Linked DNA regions of Mus musculus: region 1 is linked to region 2. Evidence: chromatin loops called from intact Hi-C (ENCODE). Cell type or tissue: heart. All regions are shown on one strand. Each heading gives the region's core, and the rest is flanking DNA. Links, peaks and the distances in the headings are about the cores only.

Region 1 (16,323 bases), core at 5,099-13,098, 93 kb before region 2:
CTTTTTTTTTGTTGTTGTTTTTTGGTTTTTCGAGACAGGGTTTCTCTGTGTAGCCCTGGCTGTCCTGGAATTCACTTTGTAGACCAGGCTGGCCTCGAATTCAGAAATCCGCCTGCCTCTGCCTCCCGAGTGCTGGGATTAAAGGCGTGTGCCACCACACCCCGGCTCCTTTCCCTTTTTCTGCTGTGTCCCTCCTGGGCCATGTGACACGTGCTGGAGGGACTCATCTGGTATGGCCTTTTTCTTTTGCTCCTCCATGCCTCTGCACTGGGCAGTTATTGAAATTTACATCTCGGGCGGGAGAGATGGCTCAACGGTTAAGAGCACTGACAGACTGCTCCTCTGAAAGGTCCTGAGTTCAATTCCCAGCAACCACATGGTGGCTTACATACAGCCATCTGTAATGGGGACCTGATGCCCTCTTCTGGTGTGTCTGAAGACAGCTACAGTATACTCATAAATAATAATAAATAAATAATATATTTTTAAAAAACATTTACAGCTTGCCTGCCCTGGATTTTTTTTCTTTTTAAACCTTAATAAAATTGTTCTTTAGCTTAAAAAAACTAATAATAGTAACTTAGGCTTGAACCAGGCGTGGTGGCATACACCTTTAGTCCCGGCACTCTGGAGGCAGAGGCAGGCAGATCTCTGAGTTTCAGAGCCAGCCTATCAAGCTCCAGGCCAGCTAGAGCTACTTTGTGAAACTCTGTCTGGAAAAAAAAATTAGGTTGGAGGGGACACAATGCAATGTGCAGCTAAGTGTCTTTGTTTGGGAGCCAGGCAGAGTGGTGACATTCTGAAGAGGAAGGCTTGAGAGTTCAGGGCCTCCTGGTCTACAAAACTGCATAAATCTGAGGGGTTCATACTTTAAAGGTCTATTTCCTTCTCTCGAAAAGTCCACTGAACAGGAAGATAGGAGAGGGCTCTGCTTCACAAGGCCACTAAGGCACTCAGGGTGACAGTAATCCTGTTACCTTAAACAAAGAGCTCCCAGCTGGGTCTCCGTTTAAAAGCAAGACAGTTCTGTATTAAGACCCCACATTGCAGCAAAAAATCAAGGAGAGACTTCCCACACACATCCAGATGGCGGACTGTGTTTTCCACCGGTGTATTTGTATATCCAGAATAAGATTCTTAGGGGGAAGGGCTCTGTCAACAGAAGAGGGGAGAGAGGCACCACTGTGGTCAGCATACGCCAGAAAGACTTCGTGAAGGACTTGGAGATAAAAATGCTCAAAAAAAATCAGAATGTTGGAATATTAGAATGTTTATCGTTTATTTGTCAAGAAACTAATTTGGAATCTCTAAAGGAGCCGCTTTTGTCCGGTGGAGTAGAGAAACTGGGAGATTTCTTTGTTAGTTGAGAGTTTTCATTTCTAGACTTGCTGCTCCTTTGCAGAGAGGGCTGCTCTAGGCATCAGCTTCTAGCTGGTAGCGGATTGAGTAGAATGTTTTTAAGGGCCAGGCCTAGACATAATGGACAGCAGTGGACTGTAGAGTGGCCCCTTGCAGAAGCCCCCCCTGCCTCTAGAAGGGGAGCAGGGCTCTGATGGACAGTAAGCAATTCTGTCAACACTAATACAGCAGAATTGTTTACAGGACCGTAAACCTGCTGGGATGTGGTCTCCACTCCAAAGAGTCCCATTCAGTGGTCAGTCTAGGGTCTGGGAAAATCTGTATTGTTATTGTTACATATTCTTATTAGCACATATTAATTATAAATAATAATGGCTTTCATTATATGTTCAAACACCTACTGAGAAGGCTAGGCTAACCCCATGACAGACTTCACCTTGGTAGTTTAAGAGAGTAGGCCTAAGAGCTGGGCAAGTCCAGGCAAGCCTTGGCAAGTCAGTTACTAGAAACAAACAAGCAAACAAACAAACAAACAAGCAAACAAGCAAGCAAACAACCTACCCAGGATTCCTCTGCAGCAGTTTCCACCCATCACACCCTGGTAATGGTTCTGGAATGCCTAGAGATAGAGTAAGACAAAGCCCACCTACCCTGGAATTCCCCTAAGTGCTTAAAGTCAGGCCAGCAAGCTCACTTGGTGGTCTCTCTATCTTGGTAATAGGAGACCCCAGCATGATGGAATTCTCCAGAATAGAACACTCTTGGGGTTTCCATACTACTTGAGTCCAGGGTATCACTCTTTTGGGAACCATGGACCCTTACATTTGGGGGATTGTCCAGGATACGCTGGAGACCCCCTGACCTGCTACAGGAGTTGAGTCAACTTGGCTACCAAGTATCTACTAAGAAGGCCTGGCTTTGCCAACTTGAGGTCACCTATCTTGGGTGACATATTCAAGGGGGGCCAGCCAACGCATGCTGTTGGATGCCCCAGAAGCAAACCATCCTTAGCATCCCAGCCCCATAAACCTGAAGGCAAGTACGGGAAATTCTAGGATTGAGAAACCAAACCTACTCCATCTTGGGATAGGCCTCCATCTTAAAGAAAAGAAAACCAAAAACCCTGAGAACTTGACCTGTAGGAGAACCCAAGCTGCACCCACATGTCAGGAAGGACCCCATGGCTTGTCCTTGGCTAGAGTTAGTCCCTAGCAACTTCCTAGCAACAGTTAATCAAAGACTAGTCTGATTTGTTTCAGATGTACTTTCAGATCATTTGTGATTATATATGGTCTTGCTATGACTGTCAGCTTACAGTCATTCTATTAAATGCTTGCCAGGCTGGACACCCCTCCCTTCCTCCCTCACTTGCTCCTGTTTTCCTATAAAAACTTGTCCTGCTGAAGGTTCAAGGCTCAGCCTTCCCTTCCTGTCCTGCTGTGTCAGGGTTGGGTTGGAGGAGAGCCCAAGCCCCAGTGTGTAGTAAACAGACCCTAATTCTATTAAATCAGAGTCAGCTCCTTGGTGGTCTTTTGGGGTTCATGAACGCTTCCTGGAACAATAGGATCTGCCAGGTTTTGTAAACTTTGCGCGTCAGGGTTCGCTGAAATAATCAAACTGTTAAAGGAGGCCACCAGGGACCAAGAAGACAAAATACAATGGACCCTTACATTACATAAAATATTTTAATCTTTTTTTAAAAGATTTATTTATTATTATATCTAAGTACACTGTAGCTGTCTTCAGACACTCAAGAAGAGGGTGTCAGGTCTCGTTACAGAAGGTTGTGAGCCACCATGTGGTTGCTGGGATTTGAACTCAGGACCTTTGGAAGAGCAGTTGGTGCTTTTACCCGCTGAGCCATCTCACCAGCCCCAAAATATTTTAATCTTATTCTCCTCCCATTATCCTCTCTTGTCTCTCTCCCCTTCCTAGCAGTCCCCTCCACCCCCTCTCCCCTTCTCCTCTTCTCCCCTCCTCCCTTTTCCCACCTCCTCCTTTTCTCCCCTCCTCTCTTTCCCTTCTCCCACTCTCCTTCCTCCTCTCCTCCCCTCTTTCCCTTCTCCCTTCCCAGCAGTCCCGTCCTCCCCTCCTCATCCATTCTCTCTTCTTTCTTCATGCCTTCTGGTGTGTGTGTGACCTCATGCGGTTCATTAGAGTTATTTATAGCAGTCGGATAGGAGGGGTTTTTACTTTGGGTTTTTTGTTTGTTTGTTTGTTTATAGGAATAGATGTGCGTTTTCAGGAGCTATTCCACTTCAAGCCTTGGAGGGGATGAGAATCTATTATTAAAGGCACCTCTGGTGACACCAGACCATAGCCAGGCTCTACAGTCGCCCGTGTGGTATGTAGAATGCCCCTCAACACTTTTAAAACCCAGCTCCAGGAGTTCTCTTGTATTGGTTTTGAGGTGCTGTGACTTAGGCCCAGGACCTAATATATTTTTGGCAAGAATTTTTTTTAAGATATATCTATTTTATGTATATGAGTACACTGTAACTGTACAGATATGGTTGTGAGCCTTCATGTGGTTTTTGGGAATTGAATTTAAGACCTCTGCTCGCTCTGGTCAACTCTGACCACTCCAGCCCAAAGATTTATTTATTATTATGCATAAGTACACTGTAGCTGTCTTCAGAAACACCTGAAGAGGGTGTCAGGTCTCATTATGGGTGGTTGTGACCAACCTGGTGGTTGCTGGGATTTGAACTCAGGACCTTTGGAAGAGCAGTTGGTGCTCTTACCCGCTGAGCCATCTCTCCAGCCCCATTTGGCAAGAACTCTAGCACTGAACTCCTTTTGTCCTTTCTCAAGATTTTCAGTGTTAATGGTGTTTAGTTGGCTTCAATTTTGTATCTGCTGATAAAGTAGTTTTTATGATAACGCCCAGCCCCCATTAAAAAAACACAAGTTGTAGACTATGGCGTGTAGATGGAGAAATCCAAGCACTGAATCCTGGGGTACCTTGAAGTCAAGGTATCAGAGTAAACCCAGTATTAGATTCTACAAAGAAAGTTTTGGTGCCAGCAAGATGGTGCCACAGGTTAGAGGCGCCTGCCACCAAGCTTGACAGCCTGTGTTCAGTCCTCAGGGTTTCACATGGTGGGAGGGAAGAATGGGTACCCTACAAGCTTTCCTCTGACCCACACGTTAGCTGTGGCATGATGCACCTACATCCACATACACTGGAGAACACTGAGCAAGTAACACACACACACACACACACACACACACACATACACACACACGTTTTACTAAGAAAGAAAAGAAAGACTTGGACATGTGGCTCAGCAAGTAAAGGCACTCGCAGTATAAACCTGAAGACTTGGGTTCGATCCCTGGAGCCGTGCAAAGGTAGAAGGAGAGAGCTGACCCCCCCCCCCACACACACTCCCAACCCACACACTAGGGCACATGTGCTCCCTCCCATACACACACCATTGTATATCCCATATCATCATCATTGCTATCATCATCATCATCACCATCACCATCATTATCATCAAATAAACATTTTTAAAAAAGAAAGTGGCTCACTGAGGTAAAGATCAGCCATATAAATCTTGCCAGAACATCAAGCAGGAAGACTTGAGAATTGCCCTTGGATCCAGCAACGTGGAGTTTAAGGGAGGCTTCCACTCTCTGAGGATGTTTGCTCATTTGATTTAGAAAAAAAAAAAAAAAGTCAGTATCAGGTATTTGAATAAAAACTCAAACCAGCTGCAGCCCAAACAAATGAGCAACAAAAACAGTACAAGGAGGAGAGTTCAAAGTGACCCCTCAAATGTGTCAGCTCTGTGTGCTTGTATGAAGCAGGGAGTGAGAGGGCGACACAGGCGACCTCTAGTGGTTCACTTAGATCATTAACTTTTTTCTTGTTTTCTTGCTTTTCCAAATGCACATTAACACCATCAACATCATAAAACTATCTTTTAAGAAGTATGATTCAACATTCAATATAGGAAAGAATAAAAAACACAAATAGTAGGAATTTTGGTAAAGGAACCCACACCATCTGCCGTCCAGGCTGGAAATGCTGGAGTTGCCAAGGGTTACCATCAAGAAGATGGTCCCTTCTAACCAATTCCAGCAGAGATGCACAAACTGACCCTCCTTCTGCTTTGAGAACCAGCAGTTTTAGTAAACCAGAAGGACAACTGGTAGTCTGCTGCTGATCCAGGGTTGACTGATCTTGAAGCTTATACACAATGCCAAACTTTTCATGGTTCTTGTCACTGGTGTCTCCTGACTTCTGGATATCATTGGGTTTTCTACCTGACCAATACCCTAGTTTGGCCAGCTCATTTATTCATGGGAGTCGCCAGGTCAGACAGCCTCAAGTCTGACCTGTTACACAATCTTGTAACACTCAGTGCTTCTTTCTGCCGTAGTCATTTTTCTGAACCGTAATGAACCATTTTTGCATCACTGCTTAGTGAGTGTTTGTTTCTTCTGATAAGTCATGAGACCCACAGGGCAGAGACCAACTGGCTTGTTCAGCACCTTCTCCTAAGCACTTAGCCCAGTGCCTACCACACACACACACACACACACACACACACACACACATTTCTTTTCTAGAATAAAATTTGCAGTTGCTCTATGTGTCTCATGACAGATTCAACACTCGGTTACAAATCCCTTTCACCTATTTCTTCAATGACCCTACTTTTAAAATTGAAATGTTATGTTTCTATCTCTTACGCAAAGACGCTTTTTACATTAAAAGCTGAATCCTTCATCTGACCCAGACCTTATCAGACACCCGGCAGAACTAAGGGAAAGAGAAAACGTGAATATAGCAGGAAGTTCCTTAAGACCTTTTTAATACTTCATATCCATGGTCCTAACCACAGTCCCACATGTTTCCAGCTTTGGCAATCTTCTGGGCCTCTGGTACTACAGGTTTTCCCCTCATACCAAGATGGGCATGTGAAAGCCAGGTGGTGATAGCACACCTCTTTCATGCCAGCACTCTGGAGGAAGAGAAGATTTCTCAAGTTCGAAGGCAGCCTGGTCTACAGAGTGACTTTCAGGACAACCAGGGCTACACAGAGAAATCCTGTTTCAAAGAAACAAACAGGGAGCCGGGCATGGTGGCACACACCTTTAATCCCAGCACTTGAGAGGCAGAGGCAGGCAGAGTTCGAGGCCAGCCTGGTCTACAGAGTGAGTTCCAGGACAGCCAGGGCTACACAGAGAAAACAAAACAAAACCCCAAACATACAAACAAACAAACAGGGAGCTGGAGAGATGGCTCAGTGGTTAAGAGCACTGACTACTCTTTCAGAGATCCTGAGTTCACTTCCCAGCAACCACATTGTGGCTCACAAACATCAGTAATGGGATCTGATGCCTTCTTCTGGTGTGTCTGAAGACAGTGACAGTGTACTCACATACATGAAATAAATAAATAAATCTTTTAAAAAAGTAAGAAAATAGCCGGGCGTGGTGGCGCACACCTTTAATCCCAGCACTTGGGAGGCAGAGGCAGGTGAATCTCTGAGTTCGAGGCCAGCCTGGTCTACAAAGTGAGTTCCAGGATAGCCAGGGCTATACAGAGAAACCCTGTCTCGAAAAACCAAAAAAAAAAAAAAAAAAAAAAGTAAGAAAATTAAAAAGATGGACATATGATAGTGTATACCCATATGAAGCCTCCAGCACTGAGTCTCCATCTCACACTTGGAATCTGAGTACTGTTTGCCTCAGAAGGGAGAGATGACCAATTGTGTAATTCTATATAGGTATGATCTTAGACATGTGACTTGGGGTTGAATAGGAGAGTATTAAAATGTTCTGAGCAGGGAGTAGAGTACATGTGCCTTGTATGTGTTGTAGAGATCAAACTCAACCTTGCACACACTAGGTACTTCCACTGAGCTATACTACCAGCCCCGGGACATTTATTGTCTTTCCCCACAACCCCTCATCTTAAATAATTGAACCTTTTATCCTGATGGGGTTGTTTTTTTCCTTTCTCATGTGCACGTGGTGTGCATAGGTATGCATGGCTTTGTATGTTTGTGGGCACATGTTTGTATGTGCACGTGAAGGTCTGGGGTTGATGCTAGGAATCAGCCTTACCTGCTCTTCAACCTTAATCATTCCGGCAGGGTCTCTTAGGTAAACCCAGAACTCACTCACCCAGCTGTTCAGCTTGTTCTGGGTGCTCTCTGCCTTGGCCTTCTGAGGCTGGAGTTACAGACAGATAACACACCCACCCACCACTTATGTGGCTTCTTGGATCTGAACCCTGGTCCTCAAGCTTGTCCAACAAGTTGTATTGAACCACCCTCCTGCTCCTGGTTTAGTTCTGTTGATGTAAATCCTGGAAAAAATCCTTGTTTATTGCTGTCCAAATGTGGTAGGTTTTTCCTAAAGATTGAAGTGTGTGTGTGTGTATGTGTGTGTGTGTGTGTGTGTGTGTGTGTGTGTGCGTGCGCGCGCGCCTGAGTGTGTATATGTACCATGTGTGTGTGAAAGTCTGCAGAGACTAGGAGAGGGTGTTTAAAAGCCTAGAACTGGAGTTAAAAGAGTTACAGGTAGTTGTGAAATGTCACATGGGTTCTGGGAACCCAACCCAGGTCCTCTGCAAGAGCATCAAATATTCTTTACCAATGAGCCGTCTCTCCAGCCCCATAAAGATTTCAATTACACCTGTGTGTCTGTGTGTGGTTAGATGCACATGAGTACAGATGTACTTTAGAGGTCAAAAGAGGGCATTGGATCCCTGGAGCTGGAGATGAAGGCAGATGTGAGTGGCCAGTTAGGGTGATGGGAAATAAAAAGGTCCTCTGTAAGAGCAACAAGTGTTCTTCACCACTAAGCTGTCTCTCCAGCCTCACAGGGCTTTCCTAAAATCACCACTCTAACATTGTATTTGTGAGGTATATAAGGATATACTCATTCAAGGGTTATCAGAATTAACCGAAGCATGCACAAGTATATTTATGGCATGTTCCTTCAAATGCCGTTCTGTCTTCTTGCTGTCCTTCATTGTTTTGTTATAGATGGCTACTACTTTGGTTTTCAGCTTAAGAGACCTAAAGAAAGAAGGGTCTGGCTCAGCCACCAAATTTAATTAGAACTCAGTTTCTTCTGTCAGTTTCAAAGACATTTTTATTTTCTTTCCTTTCTAATTTCGAAAAATTTCATTCTGTGTGTGAGCCTGTATTTACTGTGCCTTCTCTTTTCTTTAAAGTTCTAGTTTGTTTCCTTTTTTTGTTTAATTGTTTCTGAAGAGAGAGAGAGAGAGAGAGAGAGAGAGAGAGAGAGAGAGAGAGAGAAGATGTGGAGTTGGGTGGATGGGGAAATTGGGAGGATTTGGGTGAGGGAAACTGTGATTTGAATATATTGCATGAAAAAATCATTTTCAAATATATACGTATGTATATATATATGAAACAGTAACATTAAAAACGTGTATGGGTATTTTGCCTGCATGTGCACATGTGCATTACTTGTGTGTATGTTGTCTGTGGAGGCCAGAAAAGGGCGTCAGATCCTCTGGACCTGGAGTTATGGGTGGCTGTAAGTCTCCAGGTGGCTGCTTGGAATCCTGTGGCGCTGCAGCCCCTGCTGAGCCACCCGTCCAGGCCTGACTCTATTATTATTTTCTGTCATACCATAATTGGAAGCTGTCAAATATTTATGTTCACTTATTTAATTCTGCCTATTCCTCAAAAATGAAATTCAGATGTAATCTAAGGAAAAGGGCATTGTAATTTTGTTCACTTCTGCATTCCTGGGCTCTGGCACGGAACAAGTAGCAGGAGCTCCATGAATATTTGTTGATATTTCTTTGGATGATGCATTTACACTCATTTCTTCTATGGTATTTTAGTTTCTTTTAGTTTCTGCCATTGCACTGTAACCTCCAAAGGAGAAAATTACAGTACTACATTTCTCTATCTCTGAGTATTGAGACCTGCAATTCTGCTAATGCACAGAAAAGCTGAGGCTTCTCCTAAGAGGCTGTCAAGGACCCAAAGGTGCATGGTAATTCTATTAGTTAATAGCGTGACTGAGGTACTCAAGAGAGATGTCAGAAATGCTTTTTTTTTTTTTTTTTTTTTTTAGGTTACATTCTTAGGGTTCTTGAACAGCTGAAATCGCAAGCTACTGCATTACAATTAGGCGAGAGCGAAACGTTGACGTTTTCTTTTTTATTATTTGCATAACGAACCGAGGCATCCTAGATCTCCTTTCTCCAGAAAGCTGATCTCCTGCAGCAGCTCATCTGTCCGACGGGGGGCGGCAGTATCCCAGTAACTCACTTCTTGAAGATGTGTAGGTGGGAGGAGAGATTCGCGTTCAAAATCTTTTTGACTCTACGGACTTTCCGTAGCGCCTTAGCCCGCTCGAGTTTCAATGCGCGTTGTTGCTGGATGAAGCTGAGTCCTATACAGCGCTCGCAGCTCTCCCGATCATGGCTTCTTCGAGTTCCTTCACCTATTATTGTCCTCCATCTTCCTCCCCTGTTTGGTCAGAACCGCTGTATAGTCTGAGACCTGAGCACGTGCGGGAGCGGTTGCAAGACGACTCAGTGGAAACAGTCACATCCATAGAACAGGTGAGGTGGCAGGACTGGGCGAGGCGCCCGCGCGGGGCCTTCTGGGAGTAGGAGTCCCTTTTGTAAGCCCGTCTCGGGGCAAAACTCTCCATGGAACTACAACTCCCGTAGTGCACTGCGCCCCCGCCCCCGAGCTCTAGGCGCCCAGACTGGGGCTTCCGAGTGGAGCGTTTTCGGGGCTTACTTGGGTAGGAGAGGGTTGTTGTCAGGGCTGGGTTTGGAGAACAGGACAGTACCCCTGATCTCTCTGCTTCGGACGTTGTAAAGGATCTTGTTTCGTGTCTGGAGTCCACAGCAGCCTGGGCGGACCAGGTAGTCCGCTCCGTTCTGTTTAGATGTCTTGAGGTTCTAGGACCGACCGCTCACTTTTCTTCACATGTTCGCAGTTTCCGGACATCTAGGGGATCGAACGGCCGGACTGTGGTCATGTCATCCCTAAATCGATTTAATTTCTGACCTATTGGGTCAGGTTGAGGCCTACCTCGTGGTGGGTAACCATTTGAGCACTTGCTGTTGAACGCTGGAAATACAGAAAAAGATAACAGCCCCTAGGCAAGAGCCTGGTTGGGCAAGACAGACTGGAAAACTGTATAGTTCGGAAAGCACAAAAAAGTATGGAGTTTGAACTGCTTGTGATTCACTAAGGCCTAGAGTGTACCAGACATGCCATTTTGAAAAGTGTTTTAAGGTGTGAGTAGTGAGTTGATAGCTTACATTTTTCTCACTCTCCATTTGGAATTGTTCCCAAATCGGTTGTTGTAGAGCTGTTTACCCATCTGTTACTAGAAGTGGTCAGGATGAGTCCTGTCGCTAAGGAATAGGCATTCAGCCACTTACTAAAATAAGATCTTACTAAGATCACTACTCAGGCTTAACTGTGGAGGGACCGGCTTCATCTTATCTTAAAGCTGTGAGCCTCTATTTAGGCAAAACTAGCAGCAAATAATGACTGTATAAAAATTTCAGTTTTTATGTGTGCGAATGTGTGTATGGCATGTGTTTGTACGTGTTGATACCAGGACACACAATATGTGGGTTCGGAAGATCCAACTGAAGTTGGCAGGCTTGCATAGGAAGCACCTCTACCCACTGAGCCATCTCTCTTGCCCTAAAGATTCATAACAGAACAAGGGATTGGACACATGGTTATTCACCTAGTAGCAGAGGGACTGTTTTAATCTTTGAGTCAATGCCTTGTGGGCTTTAGGGTAATAAAGGGAACTTTTTGGCTTCAGCTCTCTAACCTAGTTAACTGTGTCCCACAGAAGACTTTTATAAAACATTGCAAAGAAATCTTTCATCAGTGACAAAATCTTCAGAATCTTTGCAGGGTTTGGAGCAATTTGGGGTTTTTTGGTCTGTTTGTTTTTTCGAGCTAGGGTTTCTCTGTGTAGCATTGGCTGCCTGGAACTACTCCGTAGACCAGGCTGGCCTCGAACTCATAGAGATCTGACTGCCTCTGCCTCTCAAGTTCTGGGCTAGAACATGTGCCTCTACTACTTGGGTAGAGCGGTGTTTCTGTAGTTGATAAGACAACTACAAGCCTTTTCTTTTGAAGTTACAGGGTTAAACAGGACACACACACGTACACCATTTATATCTTTAACTGATCTGACTTAGAATAGCGGTTCTCAACCTTCCTAAAGCTGTGACCCTTACTATAGTTCTATAGTTCCACATGTTGTGGCCACTCCAACCATAAAGCTGTTTTAAAAAGCTTCACAACTGTAATCTTGCTACTGTTATGAATCATAATGTAAATAGCTTGTGTTTTCCAATAGTCTTAAGGCGACCCCTGTGACAGGGTGGTCATGACCCACAGGTTGAGAAACGCTGACTTAGCAGATAAGGGTATACAGGATGCTAATGAAGAAAACAGAATCAGAGTTAAGTCTGTCACTTACAAAACCATCTGTGTTGAGAGTTAACATCTCATCGTGAGTTTTCTGATCTGTTGTCTATTATATATACTGTTTTTCAGTAGACCGCTGAAGTTCCTTCCTTGCTTGGTTCCTATAAGGATAAAACAACTTAACTTCTGAGTAGGCATTACGAGCAATAAAAAAATGGACACAGGATGCTCTGAAAAGAGCCAGGCCAAGGCCAGGGCTGGGGAGGATGCTAAGTCCTGATAGGTCAGTGTAGAGTGTCTGTCAGATACAAGCCCAATGGTATGATAGTCTTATGTTTTATGTCAGTATCACAGCTCACATTAAAAAAAAAAATTTAATGTATATGAGTACACTGTAGCTGTCTTCAGACATATCAGAAGATGACATCAGATCTCATTACAGATGGTTGTGAGCCACTATGTGGTTGCCGGGAATTGAACTCAGGATCTTTGGAAGAGCAGTCAGTTATCTTAACTGCTGAGCCATCTCTGCAGCTCTCCAGCTCACATTTTAAAAGTCTAGGATGAAGAGTTGCAGTTAGGAGGAAGATGTACCGGCTGGTTTGTGTGTCAACTTGACACAAGCCAGAGTCATCAGCGAGGAAGTAGCCTCAGTTGAGGAAAAGATTCGGTGAGATCCTGCTGTGAGGCATTTTCTCAATTGGTGATCTATGGGGGAGGGCCCAGCCCATTGTGGGTGGGGCTATCCCTGGGCTGGTGGGGCTATCCCTGGGCTGCTGGTTCTAGGATCTATGGGGAAGCAGACTGAGCAGGTCAGGGAAGCAAGCCAATAAGCAGCACCCAATGGCCTCTGCATCAGCTCATGACGCCAGGTTCCGGCCCCGACTTCCTCCAATGATGAACTAAGATCTGGAAGTGTAAGTCTCCAAGGAAACCTTTTCCTCCCCAACTTGCTTTTTGGTCATGGTGTTTCATTGCAGCAATAGAAACCCTGCCTAAGACAGAAGATAACGCGGTATTTCATTCTTATGGCTTCCTCTGCATCTTACTAATCACCACAGTGACCATTCATTTGGTTCCAGCTGAGTGCTAAATGCTCTCCGAATGTTCTCCTGACAGTGTGTCACTCAGTCCTTAACACATGCTGACAGAGAAGGCAGAGGCTCAGAGAATTGTCTGGTTGGTGGGTAACAGAGTACAGTGGTCAGAAACGACGTTGCCGGGAGGAGGGATTGTTTACCGAGCATACTGTTCGTTTGAATCTTTTGGTTTTGACCAAAGCTTCCTCGAGGATTTACTGACAGCTCAGTTTTGTGTCATGGCAATAAGGATCAATGCTTGGCGATCGCTGTCTATCTCATTATTTGGAAACCTTCATTTATGAAACAGTGATTAAGAATTTAATAACAGGAGTAAAACCTGTAAGGAGTGGAAAGAGCTCTTTCCACTATTCACTTTCTTCAGGAAATTCTTGAAGGCTAGAGTGATGGCTCTGTGGTTAAGAGCCCTAGGTACTTTTCCAGAGGACATGGGTTTAGTCCCCAGGACCCCACAAAGTGGCCTACAGCTGTCTGTACCGCCAGTCTCAGGGCGTCTGATGTTCTAGACCAGTTTCCAGGAACCCTTCACGGATGTGGTGCACAGACATAACATCCATACACACAAAGTAATAAAATGAAAATTAAAAAAAAAAACAACTCAGGTGCTAGATACTGCTCAGACACTTGGCATGAGTCAGTGAACAAAGGAAATGGGTTTTTAGGGAATCTTAAGGAAATTGCTCCAGGCCAGGCCAGGGAGTCAGCCAATTAAGAGAAGAAAAGCATGAGGAACGGGGGTGTCGCTCAGTGGTTGAGCGTGTGCTTAAACACGTGCAAGGGCCGATCTACCACCGGTACCAAGGAGAAGGGAGGATACAGAGGTGTTTTTTAGAAACTTAAACCACAGTAAGGCGAGGGTTGCCAATGATATCATGCTTGATCTGACTGTGTTTGAAGTGTGTTCGGGGACAGGTCACGATGGACCGAGTGGATGAGTGCTGTTCTGGGCTGGGAAAGCGGGTGCACAGCCTGAGGTGGGAGTCTGCCAGGCAAAGGCAGGCCAGGAGACACAAGATGAGATGGAATCGAGTGTGCCTAGTGGCTGCTGAGTTTGGAAGGGCCAATTGAGCCGGGCAGTGGTAGCGCACGCCTTTAGTTCCAGCACTTGGAAGGCAGAGGCAGACAGATTTCTGAGTTTGAGGCCAGCCTGGTCTACAGAGTGAGTTCCAGAACAGCCAGGGCTACACAGAGAAACCTTGTCTCAAAAAAAAAAAAAAAAAGAAAAGAAAAAAGAAAAAAGAAAAAAAAAAAGAAAGGGCCAATTGAGATGTGAAACCACTGGCTGCAGAGCTTGTATTTACCAGCCATACTCACCACAGATCTCTAGGTTTGCCTCAGGAGGTAGATCTGTACTAACAGGCTCCCTTGCCTCTTGTGCTGGGTTTGAGCCATGATATATTGCTAGGAGACACGAGAGCGAAGGATGAAATCAGTGGATTTCCTCACTCCTGCTGTGCTGTGACCTAAAGTTTTCCCAGACTTAAAGTCAGCCCTTCTCCGGCGCCTCCTCCTCAGAGACCCTTACTCTCTCTCCACTCCTTCCATTCCCACCTTCAGACCTGTTAGCTACGGGGACTCCTTTGAATCATAACTTAATAGAGTCCTCAGGTTACTGTCAAGAACTATATGTGGGGGCTGGGGGTGGGAGATTGGGCTGGAGAGAGAGCTCAGCTGTGAGAGCACTTGCTGCCTTTCTAGAGGACCAGATTTTGGTTCTTTGCACACACAAACCTGGAACTCCCACTCCAGGGGTATCTGAAGCCTCCGCTCTCCAAGGGCCCACACACTCACACACACACACTCTCTCTCTCACACACACACACACACACACACTCTCTCTCTCTCTCACACACACACACACACACACACACACACACACACACACACGGAGATGAGGGTGGAGGTAGGAGGCAAGGGTTGGGACGCTATTGCACTGTTCTGGGTGAGAGGTGACAGCAACTTACAGAGTGCCTGTCATGCTTGTAACAGGAATAGTCAGTTTCTTGACGGTTGTGAAGGGCTATCCCTTGATAAGGATTTTGCCAGTGGATGGGATGCCCAAGGGCCTTTTCTGAGTAGACAGCAAGGTGAGGTTGTGCTAGTACTGTCTGTCTTCATCACTATCGTGCCGTGGGGATCACCTTATTGCGAACTTCAGATTAGTATGGATAGTCCCAGTTTCAGTGGTGGCCTTGCTAACACTTGTTTCTAATACATACTATTGTGCTTGTTTGTTTGTTTTTCAGTTTACCCTTGAACAGAGAAATAGAGAACAAAGTATCTTCTATTTGATTTTTTTTTTCTTTTTGGACAGGGTTTCTCTATCCTGGAACTCACTCTGTCCATCAGGCTGGCCTTGAACTCAGAGATCCACCTGCTTCTGCCTCCTGAGTGTTGGGATTAAAGGTGTGCACCACCATCACCGGCTGAATCTTCCACTGGCAATGCCAGTGGTGTTATTACTCAGACAACTCTACGGAGAACGTGAGATAGTATTATTTCAATGTTGAATCTATGTAAAACCAAAAGGGAGGGTGAAGTTGGCCGTGGTGGTGCACACTCCATAATCCCAGCTCTCAGAGGATGAGTCAGGGAGACCATAGTTTAAGGCCGGTTTATGGTTCATATCAAGACCCTGTTTATAAACAAACAAATAAATAAAAAGAAAACTGGGCTGAAAACGTAGTTCAGTGCTGGTATGCCTTCAGTGTAAGGCTCCCAGGTCTACCAAGCAAAAAGAAGTCTACAGACTATTCTGGTTAGGATGAAATATAAGCACTTTTAGACTTTCAGGTAGGCAGCAAAGCGATCAAGTACCTGTTGAAAAAAAAAATTGCATTTAAATTAGGTAACTGTGGGCCTTGGGGTATAGCTTGGTGGTAGAGCACTTCCTAGCATATGAGAGGCTCTAAGTTCAACCCCTAGCACCACACACACAAATATAATAACTTATATCTTATACTTTATATTACATTAATTTAGAAATGCCAATTATTCTCCTCTTATCCACAAGGCAGTTTTTAAAAAATTCTTCATGTTTCTTTTTATTATCACCACTTTTTGAGCAATCAAAAAAATTTTTCTAGATCATATGAGTAAGATAATTATACTGGCTGGTTTTGTGTCAACTTGACACAAGCTGGAGTTATCACAGAGAAAGGAGCTTCAGTTGAGGAAACGCCTCCATGAGATCCAACTGTAAGGCATTTTCTCAATTAGTGATCAAGGGGGAAAGGCTCCTTGTGGGTGGGACCATCTCTGGGCTGGCAGTCTTGGGTTCTATAAAAGAGCAGGCTGAGCAAGCCAGGGGAAGCAAGCCAGTAAGGAACATCCCTCCATGGCCTCTGCATCAGCTCCTGCTTCCTGACCTGCTTGAGTTCCAGTCCTGACTTCCTTCAGTGATGAACAGCAGAATGGAAGTGTAAGCCAAATAAACCCTT
Region 2 (16,323 bases), core at 4,176-12,175:
ATATGAATGAAGGAAGTTGAAATCCATTCCTCCTTGAGCACCTCCTTCACACACTGAGTTCTAGAGCTTGTCTCCAGTCCGAGCAGGGGACTGGAGCTATTGCACCAGGCAGGGTGGACGGACATCCTGGCCATAGGCAGGGAATGGTATGGATATAGCCAGAATTCTGTGGTTACTAAGAGACAAGAAAGGTCAAGAAGGCGACGTTCTGAGGCTTGCTCCTTGGGAAAGGAGGATACCTCAGGAGGAAACTCCATCCATGCAAATAACCCAGAGCTACATTCTGCCTACAACTCCCATCCCCTGGAAATGTTTACTTTGCTAATAAAGGTTTGGGTTGCAACCCATTATCCTAAGTTTATCTGTCCACCACGGACAGGAGAAGGCTCAGCACCAGAAGCCTTAGGTATTGGAGATAACTGCAGTCATAGCTGGGGTCAAGAAGCCACGGTGGTCTGTGATGTCTTTATACCCTGGAGCAGGGCCTAGAAGGATCAGTGGAGTTGGTCTAGGGAGAGGAGAGGATACTGGTGCTGTTGTCTCCGGGTTTGTACTAACTTTTCTCTATAATTCCTTTCCTGGAGAACTTCCCAATTGAGCCTTCAGGTGGGCCTGGAGTGAAATCTCAGATTTTTTTTTTCTGGTTTTGTGTTTTTATTGGGGTTTTATCATGGGCAGGAGGTGCCACCACAAGGTATGCCCCTCCCACCAAGCAGGTCCGTTCTAATCCTCCTGTGCTTTCTGGGACTTTTTCTTTTTCTTTGTGCGACTCTTTGTGAAGTTAGCAGCAACTTCAGGCTTCTCAGAAAATTTCCTTTTCTTCTTAGGGATGGTGGGGCTTGCTGCCTCCTCTTCTGGTTCACTGGCCACTTCCTCCTTAGATGAGGACCTCTTTCTGTGAGGAGGTACATGAAAACCTAAGAAGAAGCAGCTAAAACCCCAGGAGACCTACAGGAAAATGGAATGGAAGACCCACCTGTCTCTGCCTAAAACCAAGAAAAAGAAAGGTTCTCCCAAGGAGGAGTTGGCCAGTGACCTTGAAGAGATGGCCTCTAGCAGTGTAAGTGCTGCTAAGAGAAATGTCAGATGTTATTCGATCCATATTTTATTATGTAGATCCTGAGTAAAAGATACTTCCAGCATAGCATTTGACTCCAGGAAACTTTTAAGTAAATACCAAACTACAACAGTTCTGTATCCACCTGAGGCCCACCTGCCCACCTTGGGGATTCTGGCAGCTGTTCCTGGCAACAGAAGGCCCCTCAGGGGGCATTCTTAAACTGTTCTTTCATTGTAGCCTTGTGCCTGAGTCAGTTAGCATCAGGTGAGAGTCTAGCCAATAGCTCTTTGGACTAGTCTACACCATGGAACTCACACCGAGGCCTAGCTTCAGGAAGTCTTCACTTGGCCAGTAGCCCCATGTGTTTTCTGGGTCTGTGAACTTAGGACCGCAGAGCCTATTCTTGTGGGTTCCTTTGAAGCACAGAACTGCAGTGTATCTTCCTGTGTCAGAACTACAACAGCATAAAGCCTGTTCCGTCTACCACGCCACGGGGGTGTTACAGACTAAATACCCGGAAAGGGGAAAACACAGGTCCAGAAGCCTGGAGGAGGAAGGAAGATATGGTGCCTCTCAGAACTGAGTTTACTTAATGAGAGCCTTCTGGGGTCAAAAGGCTAAAGCGGGTTACTGTAGAGTTCTAGCGGATGAAGGCTACATGCCAGTTGCCAAGAGCCTCTTCCTGGTGATAAATTCCATAACAGATGTATCATGTAGGTCTTAGGGACACTGAGAACCCGCGCATACTCCCTGCCTAAGCTGTCCCGCAGACTCTGTAGTAGTAGGACTCTATAGGAAGCCACTTAAAACCATACAGAAGCAGAGACCATAAAGACGCTTAAATACCAGTGCCATGGAAGGGCCCCTGCCCAGGGCTAGCGTCACTCTGACCTGGCTGTGTTGCTTCCTAGTGCTTTAACTCATCAGATAGAATTTAAACAGCGGTAAGAGGCAAGCTGTGATGGTTCGTGGGTAAAGCATGCCACCAAGCCTGACTGCTTGAGTTTGATTCCTTGGGTCCCACGTGGCAAAAGGAGAGAACTGACGCCTACAAACTGTCCTTTGATGTCAACATGTACACTGTGACATGCATTATGTATGTATGCATGCATGGATGCATACCTACATGCACACAATTTAGTTATTTATGAATTTTATTATTTTAGTATATACTTTATATTTTAATATGGAATCAATTTATGAAATTATATTACTTATATAATTATTAGCAAGTTGTGTTAATAATAATAACTTAAGGAAACCTTTGGGGCTGCTGTGACGGCTCAGTGGTTAAGGTTTGTTGACTAGAGGACCTGGGTTCAGTTCCCAGCACCATATGGTGGCTCACAACTGCATGTTAACTCCAGTTACAGGGGCCCCAACACGCTCTTCTGGTTTCCTTACATACTAGGCGTACATGTGATGCACATGTACTTGAAAGGAAACATGCATACATAAAAATACATCTTTTAAAAATGAAACTGTAGCCGGGCGTGGTGGTGCACGCCTTTAATCCCAGCACTCGGGAGGCAGAGGCAGGTGGATTTCTGAGTTCGAGGCCAGCCTGGTCTACAAAGTGAGTTCCAGGACAGCCAGGGCTACACAGAGAAACCCTGTCTCAAAAAACCAAAAAAAAAAAAAAAAAAAAAAGAAAAAAAAAAGAAACTGTAAGAGGCAGATGCCTTACACTATTTCATCAATACTAACTCTATATACTGTATTAAATATATATATATATTACATTTATTTATATATATTAAAGTATACACTTTAATATAGTCAGGTATTAGAGATGGATCTGTCTAGAGCCAGAAATAACAGCTTAATGGCAAAATACTTGCCTAGTATGCTCAAAGCCTAGGGTTCTGTACCCACCATCACAAACTAAGAAGAAAAAGAGCAGCCGCAGCAGCAGCAGCAGCCACCGGTGTTTGATGGTCCTGAGTGCAGTGCAGTTGTGGCTAGGGGTAGGACCCATTGGCTTGAAGTATTGGGTGTGTGGACAACAATGCTGACATTCCATCACACAGATTAAAGCTTGTCTCAATTTCACTCAAACCACCTCTTGGAGAAGTATGTTCCGGGAAATGGCAGGAGCTCACTATGGCTTTCAGCTTCTGAGTCTAGAAGCCTGGATCAAAGCCCCAAGTGGGAAATGGATGTGTTTCTACCTACATGCTGTCTAGACTCTCACTGTGGCCTAAAAAGATATGAGCCCTGCACAGAGTGCGTATCAGGGAAGGCACCGACTGGACACGTCTCAGTGACCTCCTTCCAGGGTAAGTTTGACTCAGAAACATTTGCTTCTCTGATGCTGATTTGAGAGCTAGGGCAGTGCTGCTTCCACCTGGGAAAAGGAGATGCTCCTGGGGGAACTGCTTCCCTGTGTTCTGGTTTATCAACTATACCAACAGGATGCATACTTTTTGTAAATAAAACCAATACTTTTAGGTTTTGTGGCTAATACATTCTCTTGCGACGCTCAACTCTCCTCCACCACAAAACCACAGGAGTATGGCTGTGTCCCAAGCCAAGCTGTGCCCATGAAGACAGGTGGTGACCCAGATCTGGCCCATGGGCTGCAGTTGGCCCTGGTATATAGAGATGCCGTCTCATCTGTATTCATTCAGTGTTCTGCCATATCTTCATGGCTGGGATGTTTACTGTGAGTCACATAGATGCATTTGGTCGGTAAAACTCCTGCTAAAGACTGCAGTCAGTCATACATTCTGCTCGATGGCGTTCACTGCCTTGGACAAGGATGGAGAATACACAACTACAGATACCAGAGACACTGTCAGCTGCCTGTGGTGATGCACATCTGTAATTGCAGGATTCAGGAGCAGAGACAGAAGAAGCCCAAGTTCAAGACTAGACTGGGCTACATAGGAACCCGACCATCTGAGTTCGTGCGATCCCTGGACCCCACGCCACAGAAGGAGAGAACTGACTCCTACAAGTTGTCCCTTGAGCTCACCATGTGCACTGTGGCAAGCATGTGTACAAGCATGTGAAGAGAAAGGAAACAGGCATACATAAAAATACAACAACAGCAAATGGTAACTTCTAGAGGATGAACTTGAAATCTGCCCGCACAGACTCACTTCCTCCAGCAAGGCGCCACCTCCTACATGTCCCCTGGCAGCACAACTAACACAGGACCAAATGTTCAAATCCTGAGCCTGCAGCTGAGAGTGGTGGCACTCGCCTTTAATCCCAGCACTCCGGAGGCAGAGGCAGGCAGATCTGAGTTGGAGGCCAGCCTGGTCTACAGAGGACAGCCAGGGCTACACAGAGAAACCCAGTTTCAAAACAAACAAGCAAACAAAAACAAATACCTGAGCCTGTAAGGGACATACTTCAAATACCACAAACTCCAAATAAAAATTGGGGTTGTAGTCAGCAGGGAAAACTGTTGTCCTAGGAGGCCAGTTACCTCTGCTGACCACCACCATGGACGAGGTGTAATGGAAACCTGGGTGACAGTTGCCATCCATTCCGCCCCAAACCAGTCATCCTGACTTGTCTTTGCTTCAACTACTTGCTTAGGGTCGACAGTAACCAGGGATAAGCCAGGCAGCCTGTTTTGGCCCTGGTGATTGATCCAGAGCCAAGAATATGACCTGAAACGGCCCAAAGCAGCCCTGGACACTTGATTATCAGAAGCAACAGTTCTCTCCTAGTGGGACAGTGTCACGTGTGGCCACTTTTCCACCTAGAAGGCAGGCAGGCTGAGAAGTAAGCACACCCAGCCTCCTGGATGACAGGGACAGGCCTGGCACGGATTCTGAGGCCCTGTCTGGTTTTTGAGTTGTATGAGCCGACCGGAGTTACATTTACCATCACAGACAGGCTTCAACTTACAATGGTTTGACCTCATAGTATTACGAAAGCAACGTGCTGAATGGGCTCCACACTGCTTGGCAGGTTAGGCTGGTGGTGTTTATTTATTTATTTTCAGTCTCACCATATAACCCAGGCTGGCTTGGCAGGTTAGGCAGGCGGTGTTGTGGGTTTGGTTTTGTTTGGTCAGTCTCACTATAGAACCCTAGCTGGCCTAGAACTCAGAATCTTTCTTCACTCAGCCTTCTAAGTGGTGGGATGACAGGCGTGTACCACCACACCCAGCTCATTAGTACAGTTTTGACTTTATACTTTCAACTTAAAGTGAGCTTATCAAAAACTGAGGACACAAAACTATCCATAATCACCCATGAGGCCACACAGGTTCCTGGTTGCTGCCTGCTCTCCCCAGCAGTAACCCGTGACCTGACCGTCTGTCCTTCCTCCCCTCATCTGATCCCTGGCTCAGTCTCACCCAGTGGGTGAGGCAGGTGTATGACCTGTGTTTCATAACTGGAGAAACAGGACAGAGAGCTGGGTGACTCACTAAGGTTTCTGATGTTGGATGATGAAGTCCACCTGAGCCCAGATCTGCTGCCCACAAGCTGCCCAAAGCCCATGTTCTCTTGCCAGGCTGAAGATCAAGAGGTTCAAGGGTAACCTAAGGGTAGGGATAAACACTGGTTTCTTCCAGGGCCGGATCACTGAGGCCTTCAATTCCTGGCCCCATCTTTCACCAGGACTAGCCGATGACAGCAAAGAGGGGGACACGCCCACTCAATCCTTTGGAGATGGTGACTGATGTGGTGTTGGGGGTTGAACCCAAGGCTTTGTGAATGCTAGGCGTTTGAGCTGTGCCCCTAGCTGATCCTCATGCTGTGTATGGAATAGAGTGGCATTCTTAAATAAGTGTGTGCCACCCTGCTGTGACACGGTCTTACTCACGCCGTGATGCAAGTCTCTGGGAGCTGACCGCAGCCCTGGTGGCAGCCAGCCTTCTACAACCTGCCCTAGCACGTGTAACCGGTTCCTGGACATCTCCCTCATTTCCCACAAGGACAGCTCTGCTTGAGCGCTTCAGCTGGTACAGGAGCTGGGACCAGGCAGCTGGGACTCTTTCCTCCTGCCACGCTGGCACATCCAAGAACAAGATCAGACAGGAACAGAGCCTGGTCAGTGGGAACGTTTTCACTGCCCTCAGCTCCCCCTAAGGAAACACAGCTTTTCAAAAACAACCACAAAAACAATGGATGTTTGAGCCAGCACCCAGAAGGCAGAAGTGGAAGGATCAGAAGCTAAAAGCCTGGGCTACACAGTGAGGTATAGCAAGACCTATAGCAAGACCCAGCCTCCAAAAAGAAAACAGAAAGACAGAAAAAGGGGCTGGGGGCAAAGCAGGAGGAACAGGAGGAAGATGAGGAAGAAGAGGAAGAGGAGGAGGAGAAGCAGAAGCAGCAGCATATTTTAAAATTAGGCTTTGGGAGAAGAGGAGAGAGAAGGAGAGTCATAAGGAGGGAAGGAGGGAGGGAAGGAAGGAGGGAGGGAGGGAGGGAGATACAGAGACAGAAAGACAGAGAGAGAGAGAGAGAGAGAGAGAGAGAGAGAGAGAGACCAGCTGAGTATGACAGTGCAACCTGTTGAGGCAGGAGGATTAGGCTAGCTTCAGCTACATAGTAGCTAGCTTGACACCACTACATGAGACTATGTCTCAAGAAGAAGAAAAATTGGGGCTACAGAGATGGCTCGGTGGTTAAGAGAACTAGCTGCTCTTCCAGAGGACCTAGGTTTGATTCCCAGCACCATGTGGCTGCTCACAACCATCTCTGACTCCAGTTCCAGGGGGTCTGATGCTTCTTCTGACCTCCTCAGGCTCCTGCACGCCCACAGGGTCTATGCACACTCAGGTGAACACACATACGCATAATATTAGATATATGTATAGGTGTGTGTTTAAAGTAAATCCAAAAACTTTCGTTTTAGATTGACAGAAGAAAATCACAAAGCACAAAGTTCCTACACACCCACCTGCCTGCTTACCCCAGTTGTTACGCTTTTACACTGAGGACCTGGAGCTGTGGCTCAGTGGAGAGCAGAGAGCACTGACTGCCGCTCTTGCAGAGGTCAGGATTCAGCTCCCAGCACCCACATGGTGGCTCACAAGTCCGTAACTCCAGCTTCAGAGGACCTGATGGCCTCTTCTGGCCTCCACAGGGACTGCATACATGTGGTGGGGTATGCAATATGGATGTAATAGCTAAAGGCCACATTTCACTCAAATTCCTATAGTTTTTGTCTAATGCCATTTTAAAATTACACTTACTGTGTGTGGGGTGTGTGGGTGTATCTGATATGTCACTTGTCTGAAAGTCAAAGGCAATGTAGAAGTTTTCTCCATCCATCATGTGGCTTCTGGGGACAGAACTCAGGTCATGAGAACTGGCTGCAAGTCTGCCTGCAGAGCCATCTCGCTGGCCACTTTTATACCATTTTTTGGTGCTAAGATACTATGTACTCTGCTGTTAGGTCTCTTGGCTCCCTCTGGCTGTGACAGCTTCTCAGACTTCTTTGTCTGTGATGACCTTGGTTGTTCTAGAGGCTCAGGTCAGGTTATTTGCTAGACTGTCAAGTGAGACTGGTGTAACACTCTTGCAGGTTTCTACTTTAGGGGAAGAAAACCACAGAGGGAAGTCACAACAATGCTGACCCGGATCACTAGCTACTAGGGTTAGATGTCTCCAAAGCCCGCCCTTCCTTCCTTCCTTCCTTCCTTCCTTCCCTTTCTCCTTCTCCCTGTCCCTCCCTTTATGACCATCAGTCTCCATAATCTGAGGTGGGATGAATAAACCTCCCCCTGGAGACTGGCTTACCTCTCTCTCATTCCATCTTTCATTCAGCCCTTTGTGTCACCAGCTGTGAATTCAGCCAACTGAGACGCAGAGATACTAGAAAACTGATACCCACACTGACCACCCGTGGACCTTCCCCTTCACCATTTACTGGAGACAATACAACGTAGCAGTTATCTGCATAGCATTGTAAACAGAGCTTTGGGCAGGAGGGCAGTGTTGGAGAGCAAACTCTGGGCTAGGCAAGCACTTTCTGACCAAGCTGTATCCCCAGCCTCAAGAGAATAAAGTACACAGGAGGACTTATGGAGGCTCTGTGTAAATACTGTGCCATCTCACTGAGAGATCAGAGCACTTGTAGCTTTGGGTACCTATGAGGGGTTCAGAGCCCATCTCCAGTCCTGAGGAATGGCTGTTTCTATCAGCGTAGACTCCAGAATACTCCCCAGTTATGTTCTAATACCGTAGCCTGCCTGTTTTGCTGCTCAAATTGTCTCTACTTTGGCTACTAGAACTCTTTAATGGCTGTTTCCTTTACATATCAATAGCAACATTTTATCATCTTTTTCTCTCAAAACACATTGCTAGAGAGTAGTAGTTGACACTGGGTTCTGCATATTTTTGGGTTCAGTACACTGTTCTCTTAACCTTCGCTCACATTAACTTCCTCCCATAATAGGAACTCTGAATCGTTATCTTGGGTGTGATTCTTCCTTGCTACCTCTGTACCTGTGATGGCCTAGTCTGATGGGACAAAGGGTATGCTGGAGCCTGCAGCTATCAGCCAGAGCGGGGCTGGATCACAGCTCCTTGCTAGGAGAGTGCTCCCAGAGCCAGATATCTTTATCTCCCTGACCACGCCCACCCATCATGCCCTCCCCGTGAGGTCCCTGCAAGCCCTATCCTCATGAGAGATGCTGATGGTATGTATGCTCTTCCCTGGATGCCTCTGAAATCCTTTACCTTCTCCAAATCAGTGCCAGCGATGTGCCTGGATCCCAAGGATCTCTGGGTCCCATTAGTGTGGGAATGGCAATCCAACCTATGTATGTGAGAGGCTTCGAGTCTACCTCTTCACCAACTGAAATCAGTCCGTAAGACAGCAGTTGGCCCATATAACCTGACATTGAATTTTCAAGGGAGGAAGGAAAGCAAAAGTGTGTGAGAAGGGCTGAGTGGGCCCTTCCCTGACCCTTGACATCCTTCCTCCCTCCCTCCCCTTTTATCCCCAAGGGCTCCACTTAAACTTCCCTGGCATGTAGAAACTGGGCATCCATAGCTGGGTGTGGTGGCCCATGCCTTTAATCCCAGCACTTGGGAGGCAGAGGCTGGCGGATTTCTGAGTTCGAGGCTAGCCTGGTCTACAGAGTGAGTTCCAGGACAGCCAGGGCTACACAGAGAAACCCTGTCTAGAAAAAAACAAAAACAAAAAAAACAAAAACAAAAAAAAGAAAAGAAAGAAAGAAACTGGGCATGTGTACTTATGACTCATGTATGAATCTTTTTTTGTTTGTTTGTTTTTTGAGACAGGGTTTCTCTGTATAGCTCTGGCTATCCTGGAACTCACTTTGTAGACCAGGCTGGCCTCCAACTCAGAGATCCACCTGCCTCTGCCTCCCAAGTGCTGGGATCAAAGTTGTGCGCTACCACTGCCTGGCTCATGTATGAATCTTATCTCTACCCAGGAACTTGGGTGACTAAGACCTGCCACCTTACATTGAGTATCTGAGTGCTGGAACACTTCAAGGGCATTGTACATGTACACCTGTAGTCTCACAATGGTACTTGGTTCTTGTCCTTGTGGTATGGCTTTGGAGACCAGGGCAGCAAATAGAGGTAAAGACTGCAGCAATCTAGGGGCCGGGTTTTATAACCGGCCTAAATCTCCAGTGGGCAGTACAGGGCAGCCCCAAGACTACACGCTGTTCCAACACCCGTGAGCTGAAATCACATGGGGACAATCCCATCAAAAGGAAGAGATGACTGCGCATCCAGGCTTGTCCCCCTGTGCATTTTTTTTTAAAGATTTATTTATTTATTATATGTAAGTACACTGTAGCTGTCTTCAGACACTCCAGAAGAGGGAGTCTGATCTCGTTACGGATGGTTGTGAGCCACCATGTGGTTGCTGGGATTTGAACTCCTGACCTTCGGAAGAGCAGTCGGGTGCTCTTACCCACTGAGCCATCTCACCAGCACCCCCCTGTGCATTTTTAATGACTTTGTAGAGGACCATGACAGACTAGGTACTTGGCTAAGGTAAAGCAGCAAAAACTGACCAGCCTGAGACTTCTGGGGAGCTTCTAGGCTGAAAGGCCTGCTCACATCACATCTGCTCTTTGCATACAGGGAGGGAGTGGCCTGGACTCATTTCCTGGACAGGAAATGTGGTCGTTGTTGGACCCAGAGTTCTTCCCTGGTCTCTCAGAGACCCTGTGGTAGTGCTTGCTATGGACGTGACATTCCTTTTTTAGCTGGCTGACCCTGTTACAGCCTCTGCCTTAGATCTGTTCCTACCATCTTGGAGCTATAAGGACACTAGGAAATAGGGGAACAAGGACTGCACTCGCGAGCTGGGATGAGTGACCATATGGCAAGTGGCAATCCCGGGAGCATTCGGTTCCCTCCTGAACCGTATTCTGCAAGGCCCTGTTCTTGAGTCCTCTGCAGGAAGCACCATATGGGGAGATGTGTATCTCCCCACAGCCAGTGCCATCAGGTTTGCTTTCTTTGGCAGAAAGCTTAATTCCTGGCCACTTTCGGCACTGGAATGGAAAATTCTGGTACGGCTTTCTTAATATTGGGCCCTTGATTCCGTGTTTGTTTTCCTCCAGTCTTTAGTTTGCTGGAAACAAATTAATAATAGAGACTGTTGGGTAGTTCAGCCCAGAGGCTGTAGGCATACAAGGGCCCCACCCTGCAATGAACATCAGAGGTAAACAGTCCTGACTGGGGCCTGGCACTCACAGCAAGCCTGCTGGGCAGCTGGCAGCATGGGTGGAAGGGATCTCATCAGCCGCTGTGAATGTAGGACTTCCTGCTCTGCACCCCTTTAAACCCACCCATCATACCGAGTATCTGCAGCAGACAGCAGAGCGAGTGTCCTTGGGTCCAGCCAAAAGGCTTGTCTGCCTTGCCTCTCGCTCTACCGGTGAGGAATCTCCAGAATGAAATCACCATTTTCTTCCTGTAAGAAGCATGAGCCATTCATTCTCCCTAGTTAAAATTTATAAACATCAGAGTGCACTCTCTCCTTTGAAGCTCACTTAGAAGAAGTCTGAACTTCTGTGGGTTCTAATGCGCCATGGGGTTACCGCGGCTGTTTAAAAGCTGCTTTTGAGAGGTTTGGAGGAAGCACCGTCTGGCTCATACTGGCTGAAATCAACAAATCCACCTACACTGGAAAAGTGTGAACAGGCAGTCAGGGGGCCCACAAGTCACGCCAGGTTATACTAATACAGCCATTTTCCCCCACATCTTAGGAAGTGGCAAGAAGTTTGCACACACACAGACCACCGATAATGATAACTTCGTCTTTCTTCACCTCTATCACCCTTCCCCACAACACCTCAGACCAGTTTTTCCATCCCATAAATACTTCTAAACTCTACCTCAGGGAAGGCTCCTCACCAGGCTGGGGGCCTAGTGGGTTAAACTCCTTGGCTTCTGTAAAACTCACTGCCTCATGAATTTGCATACTGGGTGGCAGGTACCATCCAGGGTGTTTCAGTACCCTCATAAAACAGGCTCATGCGAGATGGCTCAAAACAATGCCTTGCACACACCCCAACAAGTCCCATGTGGAAGAAGCCCTGGGCAGGTACGAAAGGTTCTCTCAAGAAACACCAGCCATGGGGTTGGGGATTTAGCTCAGTGGTAAAGTGCTTGCCTAGCAAGCCCAAGGCCCTGGGTTCGGTCCTCAGCTCCGGAAAAAAGAAAAAAAGAAAAAAGAAAAAAGAAAAAAAAAAAAAAAAAAAAAAAAGAAACACCAGCCACAGCCAGAGGGAGGGATGGGTGAGGGCGCCAACAGGATACACTATTCCTTAAGACTGTTTCAAAGGCCTCCCTCTCTCCTTTAGAAAGCAAGGAAAACAGCTCCGCCCTTAGGCCCCCTTTCTGAAGTATCTATATACACCAAACTTCCACAGCATCAGTACAGGATGGAGATCACTCACTCCACATCTCATAGCACCCAGGCAGGAGGGGCTCAGAGCCAGGAACTTGGGAGACTAAGACCTGCCACCTTACATTGAGTATCTGAGTGCTGGAACACTTCAAAGGCATTGTACATGTACACCTGTAGTCTCACAATGGTACTTGGTTCTTGTCCTTGTGGTATGGCTTTGGAGACCAGGACAGCAACTAGAGGTAAAGACTGCAGCAAGCGAGCGAATTGAGACATGGAGGTTCAAGCCTCTGGCCTGTGGATGAGAATTCCTGAAAAGAAACTGTCTGCAGAGTCATTAACTGACTAGAACCTGGGTGATACGGAGTGGTTGAAAAGTTTCAGGTCCAGAGCCTGACTACAATTTATCTTGGGCTCACTTTAGGCCCCCTAGTCATTCCTTTCCTACTTCTGTTTTGCATGTAGCACTCAATGAACAGGAAGCATTCCCTTAGAGTGTGTCAGACTCCAGTCCCCACCAGTCTGACAGTATCCAAGGCCTTCATCAGTTCTCCCCATTGTGCTTTAACCTGCTTTTCTGATTTCCCCACCAATGTATTTTCAAGTGCCTTAATTTATGGCATTCTGTTCTGTTCCTACAAAAAAAGTTCATGAAACTCCACACTAGAACATGGGGGGGGGGGGGAGAGAGGAATCAATCACTCTAGTGCACTGCAGTCAAGCAGAAACATGGTAGTTAAAAACCATGTTTGCCTCATACAGGGCCTCACTGTGCAACAGAGGCTGGCCTTGAAATAAAGACCTTTTTGGCTGTGTCTCCCAAGTGTTGGGATCATAGTATAGGCATGCACGACCATGCCCAGAAACCTGTTGTTTTATCCTAAGGGACTAACTAGTAAGGTAACACACCCCCCTAATCTCCACCTTGCAGCATAGAGGCTGGCAAATCTTGTTCCCACTTGGGTCTGCTCTTGGCCTAGAGAAACTGTTGAACAAAGAGTCTTGAGTTTTGTGTCCCTGGGGCTGAGAACAGGCTCAAAGAGGCCTGGGAAAGAACTGCTCCAACAGGATCATATGGTAACCCAACCAATGTGTCACGAGAGCAGGTTATCTGCAAGGGACATCTGAGAAAGGTAATGGGTAGTCTTGGAGTCTTCGAGCCCCACTGGAGCAGGTGCAATGACTGGCAGGGCAAGCCACTTCCATCCTCCCAAGCTAGCCGACCTCAGATGCAAATTAGCAGATCAACAACTACGCCTCACCCGCTCCAGCAACTTGCTTCTTAGGAGCCAAACCTGGGTGACCCAAGGACCACTTGTGAAACTAACTCCAGCTGCTGAGCCAGAGGTGCTATAGGTTAGAAAGGCTAGAGCCATGGAGTCCCTTGCACAAGCATTCCTGGGATCAGCCTGACCTACTGGGGCTTCTGTGCAATTTTCCCAGGTCTCCAATGGTGTCTACTAGGGTAGAGTCACTACCCTAGTTTACAGAGAAAGGCTGACTAATGCCTCTGTGGGAACTTCTTCAGTGTTAAAGAACCTGCTAGTTTGGACCTGGGACCCCTGCTCTTTGGTCACTGAGACCTGTTAGGGTAGAGCAGGTGTGAGAAGCATCCGGGAGACACAGAGGACAACTCTCACTTTGGGGCTTGTGTGGGACTTGCTAGCACTGCCCATCTTGCACCTGTCACTGGTCACATTACCTCACGTATACACACAGCCGCCTTATATAGCTATGGCCATTATGAACCTCATTCTAGAGATGAGGATGCTGAAGCTAAGGGAAATGACTTCATGAAAGCTATGAAATCTAGGCAGTCTGACTCCAGAGTCTAGGCATTAAAAAACCTCATTTTTGCAAACAGAATTCTGCTTGAGTCCTAGTTCTCTTAACTCTTGCCACCCCACTCAGTTTTGTTTCTTAAACCTGTCCCAGCTGACAGCTCTCGGGTGTGGTGGCACACACGTAAAATCCCAGCAAGAGGGAGACTGAGGCTGGAGGAATCTCAAATTCAATTTTGGCTACCTAGTGAGTTCCAAGCTAGCATGGCCTACATAGTAAGAGCATGTAACAAAACCAAACAAAACCTGACAGCTCTGTGAGCCTAGCAGATGTTTGACACTCTTCGAGGGGACTGGCATGTCAGAAAAGCACGCACAGAGGAGGAACCAGGCCATTTTTAAACACCCCGTGCTTGGGGCGATTGCAAAAGTTGTCATCCCAAACTCGCTGCTGCAAGGAAGCTGTGAGTTTCAACAGGTCCCTAAGGGAAGTTACCTGCTGCAGTGACCAAGCAAACAGGAAACCAACAGGTAAGCTGGGCTCTGGGCAGGACCCGCTGTAATAACAGAAACAAAGATCCGCATCACTGGGCCACACCACGTGTCCTAGACACTCATGCCAAAGGAGACCGAGCTGTGCCTTTTGCTTCCTTTGCTTGTCCTTTTCTGCAGACCACCCTCTGCCCGGGTCTCTTCCTGCCCAGTCAATACTGCCCACAGCACCTTCAGTCCTCCACCACCTGTCGTATCAGGTAGTATAGATTGAAGACAGCCCGGCTAGACACTGCACCTCTTTACATCCAACTAGTGTATGGATTTCACAGAAGCCTAAACTCAACCCTTGTCCCATACCCATCTTGGAGCCAGGGCCCTGTACCTAAGATGTCCCACCAGCCAACCCAGTGGGTGCCTAACTTTCCTCACTCGCCAGCTCGCCAGCTGGCTCCACTGGCAGATCGTCCCTGACATCTGTTCTGGCCAAGCCAGTGTACAGTGCCCTAAGGATGCTGAGACATGCTGACCGGCAAGCCTTCTGCCCACGCCTCATCTCAGCCCGCCTTCTGCCTCGGCCAGGAGGGCCTTCAGGGACTCTGCTTCTGCTTCGTGCCCCACAGCTCGTGAGGTTGAGGAGCTATCTGCTTCCTGGACAAACATGAACTACCTACAAGATGGACGTCAAGGGAATGAAACCCCAGCACTCTCTGCCATATAAATCCAAGAACTTACCTGACTTCATTTCTTCCCTTGGTCTATGAAAGCAGTACTTCCCTTCAGCCAGACTGGAAGACCAAATGGAGGTGCTTTCTGGCTGGAAACCCTTTTCATCAATGGTCAAAGCTTCAGGTTGTAGTTGGGTTCACAGTAGTTAACTTGATGCTGTTATAGGCCTTTTTTGACTTCCAGTCTTTGGCAGCTCTGTTGTTTTCTCTTTTATAACTGAATGCTCTAGAAACTGAAAAGCCCTGGCCAATACTACTACCAGCCAGCCACCTTTTACACTAGACACTCATTACTGGGAGAAGGAGTGTCTCAGCTCCGAGCCAGCCGTTCCTCCAGAGAGTACCTGGTTAGCAGGAACTGCTGCCACAGCTCTCTCACTGCAAGCCTCAAAGGTGCTTGCTTTCTGCCACTCACCTAACCACTCTTTTAGGCCGAGAGACACGGAAGAAACAGGTCTGCCTACAGCTGCTCCTGGCTCTGTAGGCTCCAGCAAGAGATCACTGCTTCTCTTTCAACTTTCCAGAGGCCCAGTAGCTTCTGAAACGATCTTCCCTCAACTACCTTAGTCATTGTAGGGTTAAGAAGACACTACTACCGACAAGGATAAAATAAGTTTTTATTTATATTCTTATAGTAAAGGGGGAAGCCTTAACTTGCAGGACAATTCTTGGGCAGTATGTACAACATACTCTTTATTTCCATGGAATGGAATCAACACCGACTGAGACTACAAAGTATACACTAGAAATCAGCAAATGCCGGCAACAGAGTAGGAAAAAGACAAAGAAATGAAGCATCAAGACAAGAAACCCTTCACTGGGATCTGCTGACCACAGCCAGAGCCAGGACTGGATCACACAGTGGCGACAAGTTCCAGGACAGGAGGAAAGAAGCAGGGCGGGAGGCTGGACTGGGCTGTGGGTTTAGTACCAGGTAAGTCGCTCTTGGTATTTACATACAAAATAGTTGGCTCTATTTCTTAGAAATACACACAGAAAGAAATGAAGATTTGATCATTACTTTATGAATCTGTCGCTTTACAATATCGACATCATCAGAAATAGGGGGCATTTCATTCAGATTCAAATTTCAGTAGCAGGAAATAAATATCAAAACATCATCACTGGCCCTTAATACAAAACCTCTACCCCACCTAAGACTCCCTCCCAGCCCCACCCACATAGCCACCCCCACTCCTGAGAGCCGTTCGTTTCACTGCCGCCGTCTCCTATACATACATACCAGCGTCCCGTGGCCTTCTGGAAGGCTGGGTCTTCAGGCTTAAACAGCCGAAGTTACAGACTGTGCCATGGGTGCTGCAAATCTGTCCCCACTTTCCTTTTCTACCACACAAACTTCTTCAAGAATCCCGTCTTTCAACAGGAGAGACAGCTTTTCCAAAAAAATAATCCTTACAAAGGAGGGAGTGAGTTCTGATTACTCCAA

The links. Peaks named below come from ENCODE experiments on the same cell type or tissue, not always from the same donor. Only the 100,000 strongest peaks of a DNase experiment are listed, where the experiment ranks them.
Region 1: a loop joins it to region 2, with 3 times the contacts of the local background. A loop is called at or near these places in 3 of 42 quality-filtered maps.

The regions. Positions count from the first base shown.
Region 1 is chr12:76,827,721-76,844,043 of GRCm38, forward strand. It overlaps Fntb (farnesyltransferase, CAAX box, beta), which reads left to right and starts at 9,747. Exons shown (of 12, transcript NM_145927.2): 1 at 9,747-9,931. The coding sequence starts at 9,788. In heart, for the core only: CTCF peaks have their summits at 5,207 (motif pointing left), 5,408 and 9,606; a DNase peak (open chromatin) is centred at 9,971; H3K4me3 peaks cover 1,820 bases; H3K27ac peaks cover 1,242 bases; H3K27me3 peaks cover 479 bases.
Region 2 is chr12:76,921,796-76,938,118 of GRCm38, forward strand. Max (Max protein) reads right to left here. Exons shown (of 4, transcript NM_001146176.1): 4 at 15,474-16,323. Among named protein-coding and RNA genes, the nearest start is that of Gm46358, 20 kb to the left of the region's middle. In heart, for the core only: CTCF peaks have their summits at 7,437 and 9,807 (motif pointing right); DNase peaks (open chromatin) are centred at 4,756, 10,126 and 10,696; H3K27ac peaks cover 597 bases.